Linked DNA regions of Homo sapiens: region 1 is linked to region 2. Evidence: read pairs that join two places in POLR2A ChIA-PET (ENCODE). Cell type or tissue: Panc1. All regions are shown on one strand. Each heading gives the region's core, and the rest is flanking DNA. Links, peaks and the distances in the headings are about the cores only. Region 1 overlaps LOC101927421 (a long non-coding RNA gene). Region 2 overlaps LOC101927421 (a long non-coding RNA gene).

What was found. Peaks named below come from ENCODE experiments on the same cell type or tissue, not always from the same donor. Only the 100,000 strongest peaks of a DNase experiment are listed, where the experiment ranks them.
Region 1: POLR2A ChIA-PET joins it to region 2 with 5 read pairs; 2 of 35 experiments call an interaction of 5 or more read pairs at or near these places.

The regions. Positions count from the first base shown.
Region 1 is chr5:125,304,965-125,309,363 of GRCh38, reverse strand. The region is part of intron 4 of LOC101927421 (a long non-coding RNA gene); the gene reads right to left. Among named protein-coding and RNA genes, the nearest start is that of LINC02240, 190 kb to the left of the region's middle. In Panc1, for the core only: no CTCF peak of the experiment used is centred there; no DNase peak of the experiment used is centred there.
Region 2 is chr5:125,247,124-125,251,522 of GRCh38, reverse strand. The region is part of intron 4 of LOC101927421 (a long non-coding RNA gene); the gene reads right to left. Among named protein-coding and RNA genes, the nearest start is that of LINC02240, 240 kb to the left of the region's middle. In Panc1, for the core only: no CTCF peak of the experiment used is centred there; no DNase peak of the experiment used is centred there; H3K27ac peaks cover 1,136 bases.

The DNA of each region.
Region 1 (4,399 bases), core at 201-4,200, 58 kb before region 2:
AGATGGATATGGGTGATTCCTGAATATTTATTATTATTGGGAAGCTTGTTGATATGAAGCGTTTAGAAAGCTGTTATACATAAAATGGGTGCTATTCACAGTAGTTACCAGTCACTAAGTCAACTCTTGGTAGTAGGATATAATTTAGTCAGAATAAATAACTTGAGCAGTTATAAATATACTACTTAATACAAGCATGGTCTGAAAGAATTACAACCCCTTCAAGGATGTTTAATATTTTACCAAAAGATTACTTCGACACCAGAGAAAATTGTAGACTTATTTAGGGAGTTGGAGAAAAACATTTTGATAAATATTATTTATATTTAGGTTTCGTGGTCAAACTTTCTGATCTTAATTTAACTACAACATAAAAATTATTCATCAATATTTTAAATGCAATTCTAATAATAAAGTGTGTATCATTTCATCAATTGGGTATTTAGGTTTGAATTGTCAATAACATTCATGTGGTGCACATCATTTTTGAGACATTCACCCTATTGTCCTTTTATATTATTTATTCTCTACCTACCTTCACACAATTTCTTTTCTAGGGTTTAGTCATTAATTTGCTCTCTATACATGTCTGTTAGCTAGATATGAAAACTTGAAAACTTTTTTTAATTGTTGTGCTCTTGAAATCTAACTACTCATTTCTATACACAAATAATTTTCAAGCTGAGAACCAAATCAGGAACTCAATTACATTTACAATAGCCAAGATAAAAATAAAATGTCTAGGAATAAATTCAACCAAAGAGGTAAGTTATCTCTACAAGGAGAGCTACAAAACACTGATGAAAGAAATTATAGATGACACAAACAGATGGAAGAACATCACATTCTCACAAATCAGAAGAATCAATATTTCTTAAATGATCATACTGCCCAAAGAAATCTATAGATTCAATGAAATTCCTATCAAACTACCAATATTATTCTTCACAGAATTAGAAAAAAATTCCTAAAGTTCATATGAAACCAAAAAACAAAACAAAACAAAACAAAAGCCCAGTAGCCAAAGCAATCCTAAACAAAAAGAATGAAGCCAGAGGCATCACAGTACCCAACTTCAAATTATAGTACAAGGCTATAATAACTAAAACAGCATGGTACTGGTACAAAAATAGACACATAGGTGAATGGAACAGAATAGAGAACCTAGAAATAAAACCATATACTTCCAACGAACTGATCTTTGACAAAGCCAACAAAAATAAACAGTGGGGAAAAATGGCTAGCCACATGCAGAAGAATGAAACTGGACCTCTATTTCTCACGATATACAAAAATTAACTCAAGATGGATTAAAGACTTAAATTTTAAAACCTGAGACTATAAAAGTCCTAAGAAAAACTCTTCTGGCCTAGGCAAAGTATTTATGACTAAGACCCCCAAAGAAAATTCAACAAAAAACAATAACAGACAAATGGGACATAATTAAATTTTCAAAAGTTCTGCACAGCTAAAGAAGTAACAGGATAAATGGACAATCTAGAGAATGGGAGAAAATATTTGCAAATTATGCTTCAACAAAGGGTTAATAGCCAGAATCTACAACAAACTCAAACATTTCAACAAGAAAAAAAAAAAACCCTATTAAAAAGTGGGCAAAGAACATGAACAGAATTTCTGAGAGGAAGACTGAGAAAGACCTTTCCCAGAGGAAGACATACAAGTAGCCAAGAAACATTTAAAAGGCTCAACATCACTAATCATCAGAGAAATGGGATATCAACTTATACCAGTCAGAATGACTATTATCAAAAAGTCAAAAAACAACAGACGTTAGTGTGGATACTGAGAAAAGGGTATGCTTATACACCGTTGGTAGGAATGTTAATTAGTAACACCTCTACAGAAAACAGTAAAGAGATTTCTCAAAGAAGTAAAAATAAAACTACCATTATACCCAGCAATCCCATTGCTGGCTATCTACTAAAAGGAACAGAAATCTTCCAGGCACGGTGGCTCATGCCTATATTCCCAGCACTTTCAGAGGCCAAGGCAGGCGGACCACGAGGTCAGAAGATCAAGACCAGCCTGGCTAACATGGTGAAACCCTGTCTCTACTAAAAAAATACAAAAAATTAGCTAGGCGTGGTGGCAGACGCCTGTAGTTCCAGCTACTTGGAGGCTGAGGCAGGAGAATGGCATGAACCCAGGAGGCAGAGCTGGCAGTAAGCCAAGATCGCGCCACTGCACTCCAGCTTGGGTGACAGAGCGAGACTCCATCTAAAAAAAAAAAAGAACAGAGCTCATTATATTAAAAATATGCCTGAGCTAGTATTGCAGCACTATTCACAATAACAACAAAAAAAGGAACAGAAATCATTATATTAAAAATACACCCACTAGTCACAATAGCAAAGACACAGAATCAACCCAAGTGTCCATCGACAGTTGATTAAACTAAATGTGGTATGTATACACCACGGGATACTATGCAGCCATGAAAAAGAACAAAATCATGTCCTTTGCAGCAACATGAATGGAGCTGGAGGCTATCATCCTAAGTGAGTTAACTCAGAAACAGACAATCAAATACTACATCTTCTCATTTATAAAGTGTGAGCTACATGGATAGGAAGAATCAATATCATGAAAATGGCCATACTGCCCAAGGTAATTTATAGATTCAATGCCATCCCCATCAAGCTACCAAAGACTTTCTTCACAGAATTAGAAAAAAGTACTTTAAAGTTCACTTGTAACCAAAAAAGAGCCTGCATTGCCAAGACAATCCTAAGCCAAAAGAGCAAAGCTGGAGGCATCATGCTACCTGACTTCAAACTATACTACAAGGCTGCAGTAACCAAAACAGCATGGTAATGGTACCAGTACCAAAGCAGACATATAGACCAATGGAACAGAACAGAGCCCTCAGAAATAATACCACACATCTACAACCATCTGATCTTTGACAAAGCTGACAAAAACAAGAAATGGGGAAAGGATTCCCTATTTAATAAATGGTGCTGGGAAAACTGGCTAGCCCTAAGTAGAAAGCTGAAACTGGATCCCTTCCTTACACCTTACACAAAAATTAATTCAAGATGGATTAAAGACTTACATGTTAGACCTAAAACCATTAAAACCCTAGAAGAAAACCTAGGCAATGCCATTCAGGATATAGGCATGGGCAAGGACTTCATGTCTGAAACACCAAAAACAATGGCAACAAAAGCCAAAATTGACAAACGGGATCTAATTAAACTAAAGAGCTTTTGCACAGCAAAAGAAACTACCATCAGAGTGAACAGGCAACCTAAGAATGGGAGAAAATTTTTGCAACCTACTCATCTGACAAAGGGCTAATATCCAGAATCTACAAAGAACTCAAACAAATTTACAAGAAAAAAACAAACAACCCCATTAAAAATTGGGCGAAGGATATGAACAGACACTTCTCAAAAGAAGACATTTATGCAGCCAAAAGACACACGAAAAAATGCTCATCATCACTGGCCATCAGAGAAATACAAGTCAAAACCACAATGAGATACCATCTCACACCAGTTACAATGGCGATCCCTAAAAAGTCAGGAAACAACAGGTGCTGGAGAGGATGTGGAGAAATAGGAACACTTTTACACTGTTGGTGGGACTGTAAACTAGTTCAAGCATTGTGGAAGAGAGTGTGACGATTCCTCAAGGATCTAGAACTAGAAATACCATTTGATCCAGTCATTCTATTACTGGATATATACCCAAAGGATTATAAATCATACTGCTATAAAGACACGTGCACACATATGTTTATTGCGGCACTATTCACAATAGCAAAGACTTGGAACCAACCCAAATGTCCATCAATGATAGACTGGATTAAGAAAATGTGGCACATATACGCCATGGAATACTATGCAGCCATAAAAAAATGATGATGTCATGTCCTTTGTAGGGACATGGATGAAGCTGGAAACCATCATTCTCAGCAACCTATCACAAGGACAAAAAACCAAACACCGCATGTTCTCACTCATAGGTGGGAACTGAACAATGAGAACACTTGGACACAGGAAGGGGAACATCACACACCGGGGCCTGTTGTGGGGTTGGGGGAGGGGGGAGGGATAGCATTAGGAGATAAACCTAATGTAAATGACGAGTTAATGCGTGCAGTACACCAACATGGCACATGTATACATATGTAACAAACCTGCACGTTGTGCACATGTACCCTAGAACATAAAGTATAATAAAAAAAAGTGGGAGCTCAACAATGGAAATATATGGACATAAATATGGAAACAATAGAGACTGGGGATTCCAAAAAGGGGCAGATTGAGAGGGAGGTGAGGGTTGAAAAATTACCTATTGGGTACAAAAGTCGCCGTTTGGGTTATGTGCACACTAGAAGCCCAAACTCCACCATTACACAATATGTTCATGT
Region 2 (4,399 bases), core at 158-4,157:
TTCACATACTACCTCTTCATACTGAGATCACATCCCCCAAATCCCAGCAGAGACCTTCAGACAGTGCAGTGGAAAACAAACAGCTCAAAAATTAGATTTGGGTTCATATTCCACACCTTCATTTAACACCTGGGTGTCTTCAGATAGGTGCCTTATCTCTAGATCTTCAGCAACTTTATCAGTGAGAAGTCTTCTTGCCCTCCAGAACTGTCTGGGGGACTTGAAGAGACAGCAAGTGCAAAACGCCTGTGGTTGACATTCAAGAAAGATCCCTTGCCTTGGCTTCTGGTCTTGGGACTCAAAAAAAATTCACATGGACATAGCAAAAAAAAAAGAACCCATTTTTAAGAAGTACTTGCTACTACAAAAATAAATTTACCAGAGATTACTTCAAAGCAAGAAATTACATTAATGCATTCTTAGCCAGGAAAGACATTATTTCACCCCACAACCTCAAGTTTTCTAAAATCCAAATTTGCATTGGTAGCTTGGCAAAGCCTGTGTTGATATCCTAGGCAGCACCTGAGAGGATCTCATGAGTGGATCAATTCTTCTTCTAGAGAAGACAAGCATTCATAGGGAAGCCCTACTTATGTAAACATAAGCAGAAATTTCTCTAAGATCTTAAATAAGGTCCTTGTGTAATCTACCCATGATTACCTATATACACACTTAAACACATAAAAACTTTTTTTGTATAAGCCTGTGATGATGTGGCTCAAAAAATAAATACTTGTTTGAAATCCTATCATTTTACTTAGACTCAAATTTATGAATCTTATTGGGATTCCAAATTAGACATTAGAGTGTAAAGATACTGTTCACACAGTAATGAAAAAATGGTCAAGTTGGGCTCAGTATATAGATCTTCTTGGACCTCATTATAGGAGATGAAACTAGAAATTGGACTTGGAATTGGAACTGGGGGGTGGTGGAGGTGGTAAGAGACGAGCTACGCTTGATGTAAACAATGCTTTTTCACTCGATTTTATTCTTTGGGGAAACACACAGATAAACCTCATTAAGTCAATATGGGTCTAGTAAAAATGGCCCCCAATTCTAAATAGCTCTGATTCCTCAGCCAAATAGATGCTCCCTTATTATTTAATTAAAGCATCAGATAACTCAAACTGGTTCAGATAGTGGTGATCCATGCTTTCATATTGGTGAGGTTTTCCCTATTGTCTTGAATTGGAGTTTCAAAACACAATAGTGAAACAGAATACCAAACAGTATAGACCCTACCTGCTCAGAATGTCCATCAGTTTACACACATGTACACGCACACACAGGTACATGCACAAAGAAACATAAACACACACTGATATTGCTTGAGATTGCTTCTCAAGTGAATGAAATAACCAATAGGTAAAGCTCAAAATGTCAAACATAAGTAGAGAAAGCCAAGCAAATGAAGATCTATTCCAATTGTACCCTTCAGGAAGCCAAAGAGAAATAAAACGCTTTCATGCAGTTTGTGAAAATGGGAAAGAGAAACTAATTCTTTTACTAGAAGCCCAAAAGTTAAAATATGCAACTGCAACTTAATTCTGAATCAATCATGGGACAAATTCACTTTTATGATGTTTGAGGTAGATTTCACACTGTAAATCACACTAAAACCTACCCTCCCAAACTGCAGCACACTCAGGAACTTATCCATCTTGAAATTAGATTAAAGACTTTTTGTTACATCATTGAGTCTATTTGGAACAAAAGTTTTGTGAACTCAGGAAGGTCAGAAAGAAACAGGAATTACAGCAAACAAAGGAAAGCTTGGGTGAACTTTTCTGAACTTTAGAGGTATTTCAATTTGGTTCATAATGACCCTCGAGAAAGAAGATCAAATACATTTTTATTTGCTTCTTCATCAAGACCACAAATAGGTCTTCACAGCGCAAAGCAAGGCCCAAGTGCATGTGATTCAGAAATGATGTACTTGTGTGGGTAGCCAGCTCTGTGCCTGGACTGCAGCAGGCATGCAACAAAGGTGTTTGAATGGAGTGTAACTTTTATCCAGATGACCCACAGTTCTAGGTCTCTTTTCTGCCTTTAAGTAACTGCAGATAACTGGTTTCAATATATATAAAAAAAAATCTGTAACACTGCTTTACTCTGTTTTTTTATTTGTTCTCTTCCGATTTATAAGGCAGCAAATGTTTGAGGACTAGTACCAGGCATTATGCTGTATGTGGGAGATACATGATGCATAAGATGAGTTTCCAACCTCAAGAAATGCACCAACTATCAGAAGAGCTCACAAAGTTTGTTTTCAAGTGCTAAATTATAGAAGTGAGACTGATCCTTGCAAAGCTTTGGTAGGACACTTCACACAAATGTTGCTTCTCTGCAGCATACTGACGGATGAAACACCTGAAAAATCTGGCTTAATCTCTTTTTTTTTTCTGTAGACAACTTAATGCAACAATTTAACGGTAACATAGTAGAAAAATTCCAAACACATTATCTAGTGAATAAAAGAAACAAATATGCTACTGCAATAAAAGGCACTGTGCAGAACTATGCATTGGATATTTTTAAAGCTTTTTTTTTAAATCTTGACTTTCATGTAAATAGAAGAGTCACTTCTCTGGAAGAAGAACAACTTAGTTGCAACTACAACTAAATGTTTCTTTATTGAGTGGTTACACTTTTCCCAGAGGCAAATTTCAGATAACTCACAGCTGCTCATTACAAAATTATGCATTTAAAACACAGAGAAAATATCTATGTTTGATAGTAGAAGTGGCGAATGTTTAAAAATGTTAATCGATTAAATTTGTATTTGAATATTTACAATGATAGAATATAATGTCAAAATAGTATTTTGTGTCTTTCTATTTTATGTGATGCCCACAGTCAGAATGAATTTCTTACTATCCGAAGCAATCTACAGATTCAGTGCAATCCCTTCACAGAAATAGATAAAACAATCCTAAAATTTGTACTTAATCACACACAAAAAGCTCACATAGCCAAAGCAATCTTGAGTAAAAAGAACAAATCTGGAGGCATCACACTACCTGACTTCAAAATATACTTCAAAGCTATAGTAACCAAAACATCATGGCACTGGCATAAAAACAGACACATAGACCAATGCAACAGAACAGAGAACAGAGAAATAAATCCACAAAGGTGCCAACATTTGTGGATTTATTTCCACATATAAATGGGGTACATGTAAACAAACACTGAAGGAAGGACAGCCTCCTTAACAAATGGTGCTTGGAAAACCAGATATCCATATGCAGAAGATGCAAATTAGACCCCTATCTCTCACCACATATGAAAATCAGCTCAAAATGGATTAAAGACTTAAATGAAAGACCCAAAACAATAAAACTACTCGAAGAAAACACAGGGAAAACACTTCAAGAAATTGGTCTAGACAAAGATTTTTTGGATAAGACCTCTGAAGCCCACAGGCAACAAGAACAAAAATAGACAAATGAGATTACACAAAACTAAACAGTTTCTGTGCAGCAAAGGAAACAATCAATGGAGTGAGGAGACAATCTGCAGAATGGAAGAAAGTATTTTCAAACTATCCATCTGATGAGAAATTAATATCCAAAATATATAAAGAACTCAAACAAGTAACAGCACCAGCAATAATAATAATAATAATCTGATTAAAACTGGGAAAATGATTTTAATAGGCTTTTCTCAAAAGACAACATACAAAATGACTAACTGGTTTACAACAAAATGCTCAAGATCATTAATCATCAGAGAAATGCAAATCAAAACCACAATGAGACATTATCTGACCCCAATTAAAATGATTATGACCCAAAAGACAAAATATAGCAAGTGCTGGTGAGGATGCAGAGAAAAGAGAACTCTTATATACCGTAGATAAGAATGTAAATTAGTGCAGACATGAAAAACAGCATGGCATTTCCTCAAAAATCTAAAAAAAGAAATATCATATGATCTAGTAATCCCACTACTAAGTATATTTTGAAGAAATCAGTATGTTGAAGAGATATTTGTATGCCCATGTTTATTGCAGCACTATTCGCAATAATCAAGAGATAGAATAAACGTTAAGTGCCCATCAATGGAAGAATGGATAAAGAAAATGTGGTATATATGCACAATAGAATATTATTCAGCCACAATAATAATGAAATCCTGTTATTTGTGGCAACATGGATAAGCCTGGGGAACATTATGTTAGGTGAAATAGGCTAGTCACAGAAAGACAAAAAACATGTTATCACTCACATATAGGAGCTGAAAATGTTGATCCTACAGAAGTAGACAGAATGGTGGTCACTGGAAGTTGGGAAGGGTAGTAGTAAGTGGGGGACAGAAGGAGGTTAGTTAATGGGTAAAGTTACCATCAGATAGGAGATATAAATTCTAGTATTCTATAGCACAATAAGGTGAC